2 separate regions of the Mus musculus genome follow, and region 2 is linked to region 1. The links are chromatin loops, found by intact Hi-C in ENCODE. Cell type or tissue: left cerebral cortex. All regions are shown on one strand.

The links. Peaks named below come from ENCODE experiments on the same cell type or tissue, not always from the same donor. Only the 100,000 strongest peaks of a DNase experiment are listed, where the experiment ranks them.
Region 2: it touches region 1 in a loop (2.7-fold over the local background); 2 of 42 quality-filtered maps call a loop at or near these places.

The regions. Positions count from the first base shown.
Region 1 is chr1:79,782,729-79,790,728 of GRCm38, forward strand. It overlaps Gm39666 (a long non-coding RNA gene), which reads left to right and starts at 5,523. Exons shown (of 3, transcript XR_865569.3): 1 at 5,523-5,554; 2 at 6,041-6,197. In left cerebral cortex, CTCF peaks have their summits at 3,949 (motif pointing right) and 5,123 (motif pointing left); a DNase peak (open chromatin) is centred at 3,999.
Region 2 is chr1:80,335,937-80,343,936 of GRCm38, forward strand. It overlaps Cul3 (cullin 3), which reads right to left and starts at 4,754. Exons shown (of 16, transcript NM_016716.5): 1 at 4,310-4,754. The coding sequence starts at 4,375. It overlaps Gm39667 (a long non-coding RNA gene), which reads left to right and starts at 4,977. Exons shown (of 2, transcript XR_865570.2): 1 at 4,977-5,214; 2 at 5,292-8,000. In left cerebral cortex, no CTCF peak of the experiment used is centred here; DNase peaks (open chromatin) are centred at 3,661, 3,875, 4,393, 4,763 and 2 more places; H3K4me3 peaks cover 3,050 bases; H3K27ac peaks cover 2,130 bases.

The sequences.
Region 1 (8,000 bases):
CTTTGAAACTTTTACCCAAAATAGGCTTATTACAGAAGGACACAGCCTGCTCTCATCAGGACCCCTGCTTCTTCACCAGCTTCCAGGCCCACCTGTATCTAACAATGCACATTCGTGTGGGAAAGACTGATAGGTAAAAAGGAGGGAAGGAAATACTAGTAAGCTTTCAAGTGCTTTATGAAAGGGAGGAAGTTCTGGTGCATGCATAGGGCCCACAGAGGGAAACCCATTTCCACCTGATAAAAGCCCAGCTGTTTTAATAGCTTTAAAACCTTTTCTTGCTTTTTTCCCTCTGTCCTGTTATTTGATTTCTGGATAAAAAAATAGAATCCGAGTCATCTCTGGCACTGGGTGGAGACATGACTCTCTGCACTGCCCTAAGTGTCCGAAAGTTACTTTCTAGTAGAGAACTCTCAAAGGACAGAGACAACATTCCCTCCCACCCCCAACACACAGCAAGAGTTAATTCAAAAGGGTCAGTTGATCATATAAACCGGAAAACATGCCTCAGGAAAACTCTTCCAGACACTAGAAGATACAGTATATAGCCTCTTAAGCTATATAGTGTCACATAGTGTCATTGTAATGGTCTCATTAGCCAGTCACCTGTGAGAGTTTTCCTCAGTAGCCACTCTCATTATTCTGTAATAATCCCTGTCTGTCTTCTACATGAAGCCCTGTATTTCTTCTAAGTTCATTTGACAGAGATCACAAGGGTAGGGGATGATTGCAGGCCAGAGCGAGATTGCTATAACATTGAGTTTGTTTTGTATTGTTTCTGGTCTCTATAGGTCTGCCCCACTTTGAAAACAAGAGCCGGAGTCCCCAGGCCTGTGACAAAAGTCTTCCCAGCATTCATTCTGAAGCTAGAAAGAAACGCCTTTGAGATGAGAGACAGTATGGTTTAATGCTGCGGTCTGAGCAGGGAAGGCCTCCAACAGTGGGGTGGAGAAGGCAGCTAGCTGCCCCAGCAACCCCAGCCTCTGCTCAGTCACATCTCAACCCACCTGAGAAACAAAACCCTCTTGCTGAGTCTGGCCAGAGAGGTAGAACCTGTGTCTTGTGTAACAGACACATTATCAAAGCTAACAGAGACTGTTTCCAGAGGGCATGTGAGAAGAATCTAGTTGTCTAAAGCAGTAGGTTTAGTAAAATGTTGATTTTTAATTTGTTGAATCCCGTTAGTAGTTAAGGCTGGCCTGGAACTCATCTTCCTGGTTCACTGTTTCTGTTTTTCTTTAATTTTATTTTTTTTGTTTCGTTTTGTTTTGCTTTAACTTCAGTTTCAGTTAATCGCAAGAATAACAGACCATACCCAGCAGTGCCAGTGTCGTTAGCTTGACATCTCCATGAGTAAGCTTCACAAAAGTATCTCGGAAACACCATGGAGTCAGTTACATCCATGTAACACAAGACAACAAGCATGGTGAACAACCCCCCCCCCCTCCCCGCCCCAGCATGTGCAAAATGCCACAGCCCACCTAGAATCTGTTGCAGGTTTCTTTAAGTAAGCGTTCTTCTTAGTCTTTGGCGATTTCGCTGGCAAACTCAGTGAAACCTGAGTTCTGGTCTAGGACAGTTTGCAAAACTTTAACCTACGTGGCTGACGGAGAATTCAATCCCCGGTAGCGTCTGGTGACCTCGCTGAATTCCTACCCACACCTATCTTGCCTATCTTTGGGTACAGGACCTCCGTTCACTTAGGTGGAATGATTACCTGTCTCTAATTTCATTATGATCCCATCTGTATGCTCCCGGTGCCATGCCTTCTGGTGACATGACAAGTGATGATGACTACAGAGATGACTAGAAAGTATAACAAACGGTGGGCAGGTCTTCCTTCTCTTTGCCTCCCTCCCTGCTCTTCGCTGTATAACAGTGGTTCTTAATCTGTGGTTGGAGACCCTGTAGACAAAGTGCTATCTCCAAAAATATTTACATTATGATTTGTAACAGCATCCAAAGTACAGTTACAAAGTAGCAATGAGAATAATTGTATGGTTGGGGGAATCGCCACAACATGAGGATCTATAGTAAAGGGTCACAGCATTAGGAAGGTTTAAAACCACACTGCCCTCGAACCTCCCAGTCTGCTAGGGATGAAAAGTTGAATTCCTAGTCTACTTCCACTTGCTTGATATTGGCTGAACTCAGAGAGAGGCAAAAGGAAGCAGTTTGGGTGTAAAAACCGGCCTGTGACACTTCCCTTCAGCTTTCAAGCTGCTAAACCCTGTACATAGATGGATAGAGCCACACAGGGAACAAATGTAACTACAGTATATATAAAATAGCCTGCAAGCAAAAACAGCCACATTTTTCATAAGGAATATACTTTCAACACACTTCTAAGTAAACAGTCTTTGAACTCAAGTTGTTAGGCTATATTTATTTTAAGTCTTTTTTTTTTTAAACCACTGAAATGCAGCAATGGGTTGGAACATGCGGAAAAATCAGCATTTTCCATAGTTCCATATGAAATTGCTTAAAATGTTGGATCCATCTCTACACAACTTTTCATGATCCTAGAATAAACTTTATACATGGGTAAGAGGAACGTGCGGACTACAGGCTGTTGAGGAGAGCACTGGACTAAGTTCATCCAGTGCTTACCCAGAGTGCTGGCTCTTTGACCAATGCCTTATCCACATTGTCTAGGCAATCATAAGAATCGCAGGGAACAGGGTGGTGGTGGTATGTGCCTTTGAGGCAGAGGCAGGCAGACCTCACTGAGTTTGAGGCCACCTTGGTCTATGGAGCAAGTTTCAGGGCAGTGAGGGCTACACAGAGAAACCCTTTCTTAACTCCCTCTCCCCCCCAAAACCCCACAAGTGTAAGGGAATTAAGGGAATTATTGAGTTATAAAGACAGTGATTATTTGGCACTGGAGAAAGATAGTCATTTATTACACTTTATTATGTATTATTATATATCCCCTGCCTTTTCTCACTCTATTTTTCTTTTTTTGAGCCCGAAAGGTTCTACACCAAAAGTAGAAGCTCAAACCTCTAAGCGTACATAAGTTCTGTTACTTTGCATATTATGGATGCATATTTTACTATATGCATATAAAAAACGGAAAACATTATTCTCAACGTCTTAGGTAGTCACAAGAGAATGTATTTTATAGTTCTGGTTAAGAAAGGTACAAACAAGAGCTATTTTTATAGCTTCGAATACCCAAGATACAATTCACAGACCACATGAAGCTCAAGAAGAAGGAAGACCAAAGTGTGGGTACTTCAGTCCTTCTTAGAAAGGGGAACAAAATACTCACGGGAGCAAATATGGAGACAAAGTGTAGAGTAGAGACTGTAGGAAAGGCCACCCAGAGACTGTCCCACCTGGGGATTCATCCCATATACAGTCACCAAACCCAGACACTATTGTGGATGCCAAGAAATGCTCGCTGAAAGGAGCCTGATATGGCTGTCTCCTGAGAGGCCTTATAAATACAGAGGTGGATGCTTGCATCCAACCATTGGACTGAGCACAGGGTCCCCAAAGGAGGAGTTAAGAGAAAGGACTGAAGGAGCTGAAGGGGTTAGCAACCCCATAGGAAGAACAACAATATCAACCAACCAGACCCCATAGAGCTCCCAGGAACTAAGCCATCAACAAAGGAGTACACAAGGCTCCAGCTGCACATGTAGCAGAGGATGGCCTTGTTGGTCATCACTGGGAGGAGAGGCCCTTGGTCCTGTGAAGGCTCAATGTCCTAGTGTAGGGGAATGGAGAGCGGGGAGGCAGGAGTGGGTAGGTGGAGGAACACCCTCATAGAAGCAGGGGGAGGAGGGATGGGATAGAGGGTTTTCTGGAGGTGGGGGGAAACGGGATAACATTTGAAATGTAAATAAATATAAAAAAATCAAAATATCGAAAAAAGAAGAAAAGGGGGGGGGGTTATTTTTTCTTTTTTAGTTCTGGCCTGATCCTGACCACAAGATGGTGCTCCAGGCCTACAGCACAACTTAGGATGTCACAAACCTAGCGGGGACCACTGTCTTCCTCTTTGGAAAGAGAGGATGTGTGAGTACACAGCCTATGATTATGTCACATGGCTTTTCCAGGCCCCACACAGCTTTACTACTCTAGGGAAGTGTCTGCCTGAGCTAGCCCACTTCGGGCTTCCCCTCAGGATGCTCTCATTAGGAATCTGATGTGTGCATACTTCAACTTCATTGCTGATGCCGCGATGTGAGTGTTGGGCTCTTCATTCCCCCTTTCACTAGGGAAAGGGGAAACTGCACGGATGCTGAAAATAAAAAAACATTAAAGATTTTTTTTTTAATTTACTCTTCTACTGGAAAGTCCACTCAGACACATTGAGCTCTCTAGACCTGCATTCTGATGTCTGCTGTTTCCAGTCCCTTCCAGCTATCCTGTAAAGACTTACAACTCTTGTAGTTGAAGACCTGAGATCCATGGCTCTTGACATTGGGTATGGGACACACAAAGTCCATTGCTCTCAGCAGAACAGTGAGGATGGCTTGATTTATTCTCATCTTGCAAACTAAGAACACCCTCCTTCCCCTGTCCACACCAGAAGAAGATTCATGCCATCAAAAGCTTTAGGCCAGGAGTGGTCCTGTAAGTCTGTCATCACAGACAGCACCCAGGAGGTGTCGGATCTGAGTTCAAGGCTAGCTTCGGCAATACAAGTTGGAGGCCTGCCAACTCTGGAAGACGCCGATGTACTCACTCTCTATTTCTTACCCCTCTCCCCCAAAGTCGTTATCACAGATCACAAACTGATTTTGGTGAATCAAGTCCCAGCACTCAGATGAGAAATGCTGAGGCCAGAAGTTCACAAGTTCAAAGCCAGCCTGGGCTATACAGTAAGACCCTATTTCAAAAGAACAACAAAAAGTAAGTTAAACAACTCACAGCACAGGCACAAACTTCTGAAAAGGGAATGCTCAATTGGTGGAGATTGCATTTACCACTAACTCTTGTGTATTCAGCTGCCTGCCATTCACTAACAATACAAAACTAATGAGTTAAGAAGAATGTTGGGCTGGAGAGATGGCTCAGCGGTTAAGAGCACTGACTGCTCTTCCAGAGGTCCTGAGTTCAAATCCCAGCAACCACATGGTAGCTCACAATCATCTGTAGTGAGATATGATGCCCTCTTCTGGTGTGTCTGAAGACATCTACAGTGTACTTATATATAATAAAGAAATAAATCTCTAAAAGAAAAGAAAAGAAGAGAAAAATGTCCTTGGAGAAAAAAGTAATGGAGAAAACGAAAAACTATAGACCTAACTGTCCCTGGCATTGAGGAAAGACCTGCATGACTTGATTATTCATAGAGTAACTTTTTGCCAGAGTCATGGTATATTAAAGTTGCAAAATGTTCTAATAAGTTTGATTCATTCTCATTCTTTCTCTGCAGACAAGAGGAGGTCATCTGCAGAGGGAGAAAAGGTTACTTTAAAACCTGAGAGTAGCTTGCTGAAGATACATCACAAAGGCCTGGAGACATTCACAGTGACCTACAGCTGATGAGACAAAGGTGGGGAATGCTCAGCTGACCACACCAACACTGATGGACTGAGTACATAGAGATGCTTATGGGGAGCCTGATGGGTGGCCGTGGGGACTCAGTTCTTGGCTCTAAGACAGTTGTCGCATCCTGGAAGGGCTGTTCCTCAGCCTGTCACATTCTTAGCTTAGAGCTGGGCTCACTGACTCCAGCTGGAGGCTGGACTGCTAAAAGTTCACTTCTATTTTGCCACATGATATTCGGTTAATTAAGTGTTAATCAACAGTTTTGTGGGTATAATGGAGAAATGCGATTTCAATTTAGCAAGCTTTTCATTTAGATCACATCTGTATCTTTCCTCAAGACTCAAGAGAGAAGGGGAAAGTGGTTGGTTTGGCAAATGCTGGAGGGGATGTGGGTTGTTGGGACTGCAGATTGACCCAGTCACTCTGGAAATCAGTGTGGAGAATTCTCAAAATGTTAAAAATAAATCTGCCATCCGACCTAGTTATACCATTCCTGGGCATCTGTCCAAAGGCTCAACATCTTACTCCACAGATACTTGCTCAGCCATGTTCACCACTGCTCTGCTCACAGCAGCTATGAAGTGAAGTCCATGGCCTTCATGCAATGAATGGACAGTAAAGATGTGCTACATACACACTATGCCCTTTATGGATACCTCTCAGCTGGAAGAAGATGAGCTCATGGACAGGTAACTGCATATAAATGGGTGGAACTAGAAAATCATATTGAACGAGGAAGCCCAGACCCAGGGAGACACATACTGCATGTTCCCTGTCATCGGAGCCTCCCAGCTCAACTATTGAGGTGTGAATATAGAACCTGGAGTAACTGTACAAACCAGGAAAGTAAAATGGGGGAAGGGGGGACTGAGAACAGGAAAAATTGGGGTGGGGATAGTTAGGAAGAGGGGAGGGAGATAAATACAGAAGGGGAAGAGTAAAATAACCATAAGGATGTCTGAGAGTTATGAGGAATCAAAGTGTTATCTAGCAACCTAATACCTATAATACATGTGAGCTGCATATACATACATACATACATACATATATACGTAAATGTGCACTTTTATTTATTTTTGAGTCAGAGTTTCTCTATGTAGTTCTAGCTGTCCTGGAATTCTCTCTGCTGGCCTCAAACTCAGAGATTCACTTGCATCTGCCTGGCAAGTACTGGGATTAATGGTCTGTGCCACTTTACCCAGCCACCTATATAAATACAATGTTCTCACGCAGGCATACCTTGGCAGTAACCAACAGCTCTCTAATTGAAATTAAGACTCACTTAACAAGAGGGAAGCCGTGCCTGGTACTGGGAACCTAGCCAACTACCTAGGGGTAGTGAAGTTGTAGATCTTGAAAAACCTACTACTGCTACTTTAGTAAACCATCATGATCCCCAACTATACTCTAAATATTACCCCAATACCCACAGATAAGTGGAGACCTCACACCTCATCAAGGAAACATCTTTTTGCAGCAGGAGCCCACTACAGAAAACTACAACTAAAAATAAATAAGTAAATAAATAAATAAATAAATAAATAAATAAATAAATAAATAAATTGCAGAGCTGTGAAACCCAGTCCCAACTGATACATCTACAACACAAATCCTGCATCTAAGACTCCATGAAGACTGTGGAAGACAGGGCCAATTAAGAGCCAGAGGTACAAGAAGTTTGCTAAGATAGTGTGTCTCCTGGAGATGAGGATTAAACACCATAGCTGCCTAAACATGACCTGAACAAGGAAAGCACCAACAGACATGCTAATGTAGAAGGAGGAAAGCTAATAAGCTCTCAACCCCAGACAAAGAACTACAGGCAACTGAGGAAGCCTGAGAGAGGGAGAAAGTCTTCCCCAAGGAAGAGCACGTTATCCAATAGCAAACAGTGAGTCTCAAAAAATACATAAAAGAAACATTATATACACCAAACATGTTGTGCTTACATATGTAGGAACACACACACACACACACACACACACACACACACACACACACACACACACACACTAGCACTTAAAGAAAACTTAAAGAAGAAGAGACCACAAATCTGAAAGAGAGCAAGGAGGGAGAGTGGCACATGGGTGGACTTAAAGGGAGGAAAGGGAAGGAGCAAATGACATAATTATAACATCAAAAAAATTAAAAATCCTTTTAAGAGTGCAGTAGTTTGGGAGTCTTCAGGGAGGGCTTTGTTCGCTGGAGATGTAATTGTTGAGTGCCTGCCTAGTACACACAAAGCCCCAGGAGCACACGAACTAATCATGGTGACCCATGGTTGTAATCCCAGCACTTGTGAGGGAGAGGCAATAGGCTCAGACGGTCAAGGTTATCCTTAGCTACACAGAGCTTGAGATCCTGTGTGAAAAAGAACAGCAATGGCTACCCACTCTGTGGCACCTTCAAGTAGATTCTCAGTAGGCAGAGAACACATTTCAACATTCACAGGAAACTTAAGAACACGACTATCACCAGATCTCCTCTCTCCC
Region 2 (8,000 bases), 550 kb after region 1:
TTCAGGTTCAGTGAGAGAACATATCACAAGGAAATAAGGTAGTGACAGACGAGGACACCCAAAGTTCTCTGACCTCCTCAAACACATCCACAGACACACATACCCACATCACACACAAACATAAGTTAATAACAGACTCCTTTCTCACATGCATGCATATATCCATACATAGAGTCTTCTGAACTGCTGTTATATCTAAAAGGACATTGTTGAGTAGACTAGAGCAGAAGAGCTGACTAAGCACAATGTGTATTGCTCTTGCAGAAGATCCCAGTTTGGTTCCCAACAACCAAGTCCTCAGTTCTCAACTTCCCATAGCTCCAACTCTAGGGGATCCATTACCCTCTCCTGGTCTCCATAGGCATCTATACTTATGGGCATAAGCACACACATATAACTAAGAAACAAAGTAAGCTACTTGAGAAATGGCTCAATGGTTAAAAGCACCTGCAGATGGCTCAGAACGAAGTTCCCAGAATGCATATGGTGGCTAGCAACCATCTGCAACTCCAGTTCCAGTGGATCTGATGCCTTCCCCTGACATCCAAGGGCAACAGGCACATACATGATGCAGAGACATACAAGGAGGCAACAACACTCATGTACATAAAAAAATTTTAAAGATGAAAATTAATATTATGCTTTTTATTTCCTTTTTCTCTTTTGCTTTCTAATTTCTAAAGCAAGGAAACATTAACTGCTATTAAGTCGAAAGCATAAGTCTCAGTGTAAGCAACATTTTGATACACCTTCCTACATAATTTCTCTGTAAGAAACAGAGGATGAAAATAGATTTACAGTTAATTCCTGGCTTTGTGTGAATAAACTGTTATTCTCCTATATATACAGTCCAGATACTTCTCTGTACCAAGTACCTTCTCCAGGAAATAAACCTATCATGAAGATCAAAGATGTCCCTTAAATCTGGCAAATACTTTTGTAGCTAGAAATAGAAGAAACATCAACTATATACCCAAGTCCTCATCTCTTCATGCTCTAATGTCTGTCATGAATGATCTTAACATTTTTGTCTGTCACTTTGTAGGCACCATTTGCTGACCATGTTGCACAGGTGAAATTCATCTACAATCATGGAGATTACATCAAGAGTTGTCCCTGTTATGATTTAGCAAGCTGTATAAACTATGAACTGACATTACTTCTAGAACTCCATGGTAGCACTTTTAAGAGAACGGTCAGAAAGTAGAAGTGATTTTCAGTGTCTCCTAAATCTAAGGATAGCATTTTTATTCAAGAATCACATGTTCAATTCCAATCGAGCCTGTTAAAGCCCATGGGAACAAAAATTCTGGACAATACGACGAGGAATGGCTTTTCAGAGAAAGGTTAACTCAATGGACTATACAGAGCTGAGAATGTATGAATTAAAACATGTGGAAAAAGGAAAATATCTTTTCCAAAGGAATTACTTAGCTCAAATCCATACACAACCAAACTCCCTTCTTATTAATCTTCTGTAGCTCCAACTTATAGTTTGATAAGAATTTCAAAATATTATCAATAGGGGCTGGAGAGTGGTGCAGTGGTTAAAAGTGTCCCTTGCTCCAGCAGCAGACCAGAATTTTGGTTCCCAGCATTGGAATGGGTAGCTCACAAGGGCCTATAATTCCAGCTCCAGGGTATTTGACTCCACCCTCTGCAGGTACCTTCAGCATTCATATGTACAATTGAACACACGCGTAATTTAAAAATCTTCTTAAAATAATGACCAACAGAAAGATGTATAATAAGCTATACGCTACATAATGAAGGGAAGTCTAAAAATTAAGGGATTTTTTCTGACAACAGTTAAAAATACAGAAAAATTTGATCTTGTAAATAAATTTTGTAGGTTTAAACTGAGGGAGGGGAAAAAACTTAAAATATAAGTTAAGCTAATGTGGTGTAACTTTTATTCTGCTTAAAAATGTGAAAGCAAACTTAAAATATGCACTAAAAATGTAAGAGAACCTGATTTGGTAGAACTTTAATAAAGTACTTTTTTGATAAAGTACTCATCTATATATGAAATATATTCTGTAAGTTAACTTACCACTATTGTACAATGAAAAATCAAACAAGTCTAAACTTACTTCATTCCTTTTATACATCCATTTTATAAAAAACCTGAAATGAGCAACTGCCATTACTTATAGCTAACTACATATCCACATAGTATAACACATAACAGTTGTAGGAATACACACATGTAATAAACATAAATGGTATTTTTTGTGTATGAAATACTATGTATTTTAACTTCTAAGAATCCAAGTGGGTTGTACTTATATACAAGACATCTAATCTGAATGAAAGCAATTCTGACAGCCTAATGGACTCACTTCCCAGAACTCAATAAAATATCACTGGAGCATTATTTAGCCTCAACAATAGCCAATTATTTCAATGGGAACAACTTATGGTTATTTACTTATGAACTGGAAAACAAACAAAAAACAAAACAAAAATCTCAGTTTTAGTACTAGCCTATCACACACTAATACCATCTTCATTCAGCTAATGGTACAAAATTCTCTTCCTGCTTCTAATCCCTAATGCTAGCTCCAGAAACCACTGATCTTTTCCTTTTTCACATCTACTGCTAAGTCCTAAAGCTCTAGGAATAAACAGTGCCTGCATACAGTACTCAGTATATGGGGAGAGGAAAACAGGTTCAAGTAGAGAAACCTAGAGGTCAAAGAGCTGCAAACACAGATAAAGGTAGAACCGGTTACTCTGAAAAATATTAACTGGTCAAATATAAGCTCTTTCACATTTTACTAAACAACAAAGAAACAACAGAACCAAGAGTAAATATTTCCTAGAAAAATCAGTGTCATAGTTGATTAAAAAAAAATTAAAACATAAAAAACAACCATGTCTGAATTCGCTTAAAAAAAAAGAGGGAAGGATGTGGATTTGACAATCACTTGGGTGGTTGATTAGGTAGGGAAATTATTCAAGTTCATAAACCTGGCTCACTGTCCAATTACAAAGGAAAACATAATAGTTACCTTTATTGGCACTGTGTTTCTAGCATTTCTCACTTTCTGGTGTAATCTCTTATTTACTTAAAAAAATCGTTCATAATGCAATTATTATTAAAGTATCTCGTCCTCCTGATTATACCCTACATGTTAACATAGAGCCCATTTATTTACATAAAGGTGCAAGTTTTTACATGCTGACAATATGTCCCTTGCAAAGTCACAATTCTGCATCGCTTGTACACTTCTTTGGGATGAGGAATTCAGAGGCCCTCAAGTTCTCCAAGGCAAAGTTACTTAACTCAGACAATACTATCGTGGTCTTTCATTCCTCACAGCAAAGGGTACTTCAGGAAAAGCCTGTTCAAAAAGTGATGACAAAGGCCCCCTTCCCCTCCCACACGACAGAATGCTTATGAGTCTTAGAAGGGAAAAACAACCTCCCTCCGTTTTACTTTTACAATTCTGCTCCACTGATGGCTTGTCTATTTGACATTTACCTGTCACTGTAGCGACACGAGCAAGTACGTCCAGTTTGTTACAACAGGACATTTTAATTGCCTGCCACTGGCTATCTGATCGAGGCATGACATCCAAAGTTACATACTACTCCATCTACTAAACACCGCAAGCCTATGACTCAACGTAACGCCAAGAGGAAAAGTTTCTGAAGAGCAAATGTTTGCTGTCGCTAAAAACGTACAAGGTAAAACAAGTCTGAGTGGCAACTATTCTTGGGGACCTCCTTGACTAAGACACGGAAAAGCTGTGCCTGGCCCTCCAAGAAGTGGAGGGGCGATTCTGAACCGGAGTGGGTCAAGCGCTTAGGAAGCTTTGCAGGATCAAGGATGCTATAAATACTATGCTCCTAGTGTTTTGCCAGTGGGCATTTCTAGCATCTCTGTCAGTGAGTGGGGCAGTGGGATGGCAAGACCGCCCCTGACTACGGAGTCGAGCAGAGGTGGACAGTCCTCCCCACCGCCGTAAAAGCCGAGCCGGCTCCTTCTGGAAACCGCACGCTAAAAGTTACACACACGCCCCACGCGACGGGTGCGGCGGCCACAGCGCGCATCCCCTCAGGGCCGCGGCCCCCGAGGCCCGAGCGAAGGAGGCCCCGGGGCGGCCGGGGCGCGGGGAACGGCCCCGGAGGTGGCCGACCCGGCCCCGCGCCGCCCCGTTGCCGGGAAGCCTCGCGCTCCGCCACCGGCGGCGGCCGTGGGGGGAGGGGAGGCCGGCTGCGGCCTGTTGGCGGAGTTCAGCCCCGGCCTCGCGTGCGGCTCCGGGCCGCGGCTCCCGGTCCCGGGCGCCGAGGACCGACTCACCGGAAAGGCCCGGATCCGCATCTTGGTGTCCTTCCGGCTGCCCGTGCCTTTGCTCAGATTCGACATGGTGCTCGGCCCCTCCCCGGCGGCGGCGCTGACGGCGGCGGCGGCTGCGGCTCGCACTCGGAGGCGCCGGTGTCACATTGAAGGCGGGAGGGCAGCCGCGGGGCTCGGCGGGGGGCGGCGGCGCGGCCCCCGGGCTGGGCTGGGCGGCGGGCCGGCCCCTGGGCGGCCGCGGCGGCGGGGGCGGCGGCTCGGGCTCGGGCGGCTCGGGCTCGGCCGGGGGCTGCGCTGGCGCGGCGGCTCCGCGGGCTTCCCCTCGCGCCGGGCTCGGCTCCCTTTATCGCGCTCCTCCGCGATGGCGGCGGCGGCGGCGACGGACAAACATCTCACTGCGCAGGCCGAACGTCCTCCTCCTCCTTCTCCTCCTCCGCCTCAGCGAGACGAGATCCGGCCCAGAGGGTGGAGGGGGGAGGAGGGAGGGAGGAGAGCGGAGAGTGGAGAGATGGGGGAGGGGGCGGGAGGACGGGAGGGGAGGCGGGAGGCCGCGGCGGGCACGTCAGATCTCGCGAGATCGGGGCGGGCGCGCGGTCGGGGGCGGGGTGGGGCGAAGCCCGGGAAGGGAGGGCGCAGGGAGAAGTGGGGTCTGAACGTGGTGGGGAGGGGGGAGAGGGGTGGATTAAGGAATGGGCGTAGTCAGCGCCCTGGGGGGCGGGGCCTGGTGCAGGAGACGTAGGCTGCGTTTTCAAAAGAGGAGCGTCGGAGACCCCAGTAGGCTGAGGTGGCTTCTGATTGGTGGAGCGCGAAGGTGGTGGGTCACGTGGGTAGTGGGCGGGGGAATTTCCGGAAGGGGGAGAGGGGAGTGTTGTGTTGTGGGCTGGCGGGGCTGAGCTTGGCCCTAGTAGGTAGGTAGTCCTGGGAAAGGGCGTGGGGTGCGAGGAGGAAGGTTCTACGTCCTAGAACTGCTCCTGTGTTTTTCTAGGGCACGTGGCCTAGGGATGGGTACTTGAGCCCAGCCAGAAACTTGAAAGCAGGGTTTGTGCTTGAGTTACCTGCAGACTGCGAAACCAGTGTCCTGTTTTTAGCTAGGTGTTGCAGCGCCTCAGAATCAACCCGGCCTTCTTACACTGTACAAGCTCCTGGGTTTGTTCATTAGTTGATACCTTCTGGAGGATCCAGAGCCCACTAATGTTAAAACCCGGTTTTTGTTTGTGCCGAAATAAAACAAATGCCTAATATACTACAATATTGTGTTAAACATACGACCATTTCCAAGAACAGTATAGATCATTAAAACCAAAAGCACTGTGAAATTAAGTTTGCTGTAGGTTTGGAGACATTTTTCTATTTGTTCGGGGACTCTTATCCTATAGTCGAAATGTCCAATTCGACTGCTTTTGGCTTCTAATTCAGTATGAATCCTACATCTACCTTGCATACTTGCTCATTTGCTGTTTCCAACGCCCCTGGGAAATCTGAGATTCTCCCAGTTTTGGATCTTCCCATTTTGAGTGAACTGTTGTTGGGATTAGCACCTACAATTGAAATTGGTGGCCCATGACCTTAATCCCAGCATTTGGGAAGCAGAGGCAGGTGGATTTCTGAGTTCGAGGCCAGCCTGGTCTACAGAGTGAGTTCCAGGACAGCCAGGGCTACACAGAGAAACCCTGTCTTGAACACCCTTCACACACCCCCGCCCTCCAAAAGGGAAAACTTGATAAAGCTTGTTTATTTATGGTTGAATTGACCCTAAATTATTTGTAATGACTAAGCTTAGAGAGTTAAGCTAAAAATAAAATATCAAGAATGGGTTAAGTAAAACAAGGAAGGGCTCTGATGAATATAGTGAGTGATGCATAGTTGTTTATAACTAGTATGCTAATTGATTGCCATTTCCATAATTATCAGGATATAAAACCTTTTTCTATTGGCTGTCCTATCATATGGCTCTATTTCTTATTACAATATACATTTTAAGCCATTGGCTTTAATCTAAGCTCTGCCACTTTATCAGCTTTCCCGAAAGAACTGCATGTTCTCTCTCATGAGAAAAAGCCAATAGTATTTGTAATATGCAGTCAAAGATGCATGTGGGTATGGAGAAAGAAGCAACCCTGGATATAAGAATATCAGGAAGGACTGACTTGACTGCAGGTAATGCACACAGTTATGAAGGAGGATTTAAAAATCTTATTTTTAGTTATAATGCTGTCATGGATCTTGTTTTGGTTTTTTTGTTTTGTTTTGTTTTTTGTTTTGTTGCTTTTGGTGGTGAATAAGTGCGTGAATAGTAAAAGTGTAAAATTGTAATGTGACACTCCACAGCTTCCTTTCTAAATGCCATGTTCCAGGTGTTTCAGAAGTTCATGGAGTCTTATGAAGGTGATGCTTTATTTGCAAGTTTTTTAAAAAATAACAAAAACTATTCTACATTGAAAGGTTTAGCCTTATGAAAATCAGTGCATTGCCCTAATCTTTCTCGTTTTTCCATGAACTTGGGAAACCACCCAAAGCCAGAATAGAGGAATTAACTACCTTATGACCTATTGCTATTCACTTGCAAAACTATATAGCTATTTTCATTTGTTTTACAAACACAGATTTCCATGTTTGTGTTACTTAAGCAAAATTTAAATGCATTTAAAAGAATCACTATCAACTGTTTGGATTTTAACCACCAAAAAACTACCAAAAAATGCTTCAAAATTAATCTCATTGAGAAATTTGCTGATTTGTCCATTCATTTGTTTAATCAAATATTTACTAAATTGCTAGTATAGATGTGAAGTACTAGAATAAATGAATGAGTTGAGACCCACCATCATAGAACATAAAAGTCCTTTTCTATATCACAAAATTAGGAACCACAGTCCCAAGTTGAACTAAGCAATAATTTTCTGTGTGCTTCACCTCAGAAATCAGAGATTTGTTTTCTTTCTTAGGGAAGCAGCATCCTCAAAAATATATATGAAAAGACCTCTATGTCAGTAGACTATTCTTTGCCCCATGGTGGTCCCTCACTTCCAATGAAGATGACCTTTCAGATAATTATCTTTTGTGCAAGCAGCCACCTTCCTAGCAGAGCAAGCACAGTGCAATGAAAACACACTAGATCTTGCATGCCTGACAGTTATTATTCCTACTCTTGCTGACAGTGTCCTGACACAGGGAAACAGTGGCCTCAGTTCCATTATCCAGAGGAGGACATGCAGTCAGGCAGGTCAGGTCAGGCAGCTGGGTGAGCCAGCCCCTCATCTAAGTCCCAGACTGTAAAAAGCACCATAAGGTATGAAGAGCCTATGAAAGGGAATAGCAGCCACTTCTTGGCCATGAGTCTCTAGGTATCCAGGAAACCAAGCCATTGTAATCACTGCTGCAGACTCACGTGTTTGATTGTAAAGATAGTAGTTATTAAATCAGCTTACAGCCTAGCAATTCAATTAGAATTTTATGGTTTTGAATGGACCAAGACCATGAGAAGGGAAGTTCTATGCTTTTCAGATTAGAAAGACAAATAGAGAGTCCCAACTCCTTCATGACGGAGCTAGTTCTTACTTCTTTGTCTCCTTATAACTATTTCAGGTCAAAAGTTGTTCAGATGCCTGGTAACTGTGTGTTTACATCAAATTGTAAGATGCCATGTAATCAGAGGGAAATCAGAATAAACTGACAAATTAGCAAACCAACCACT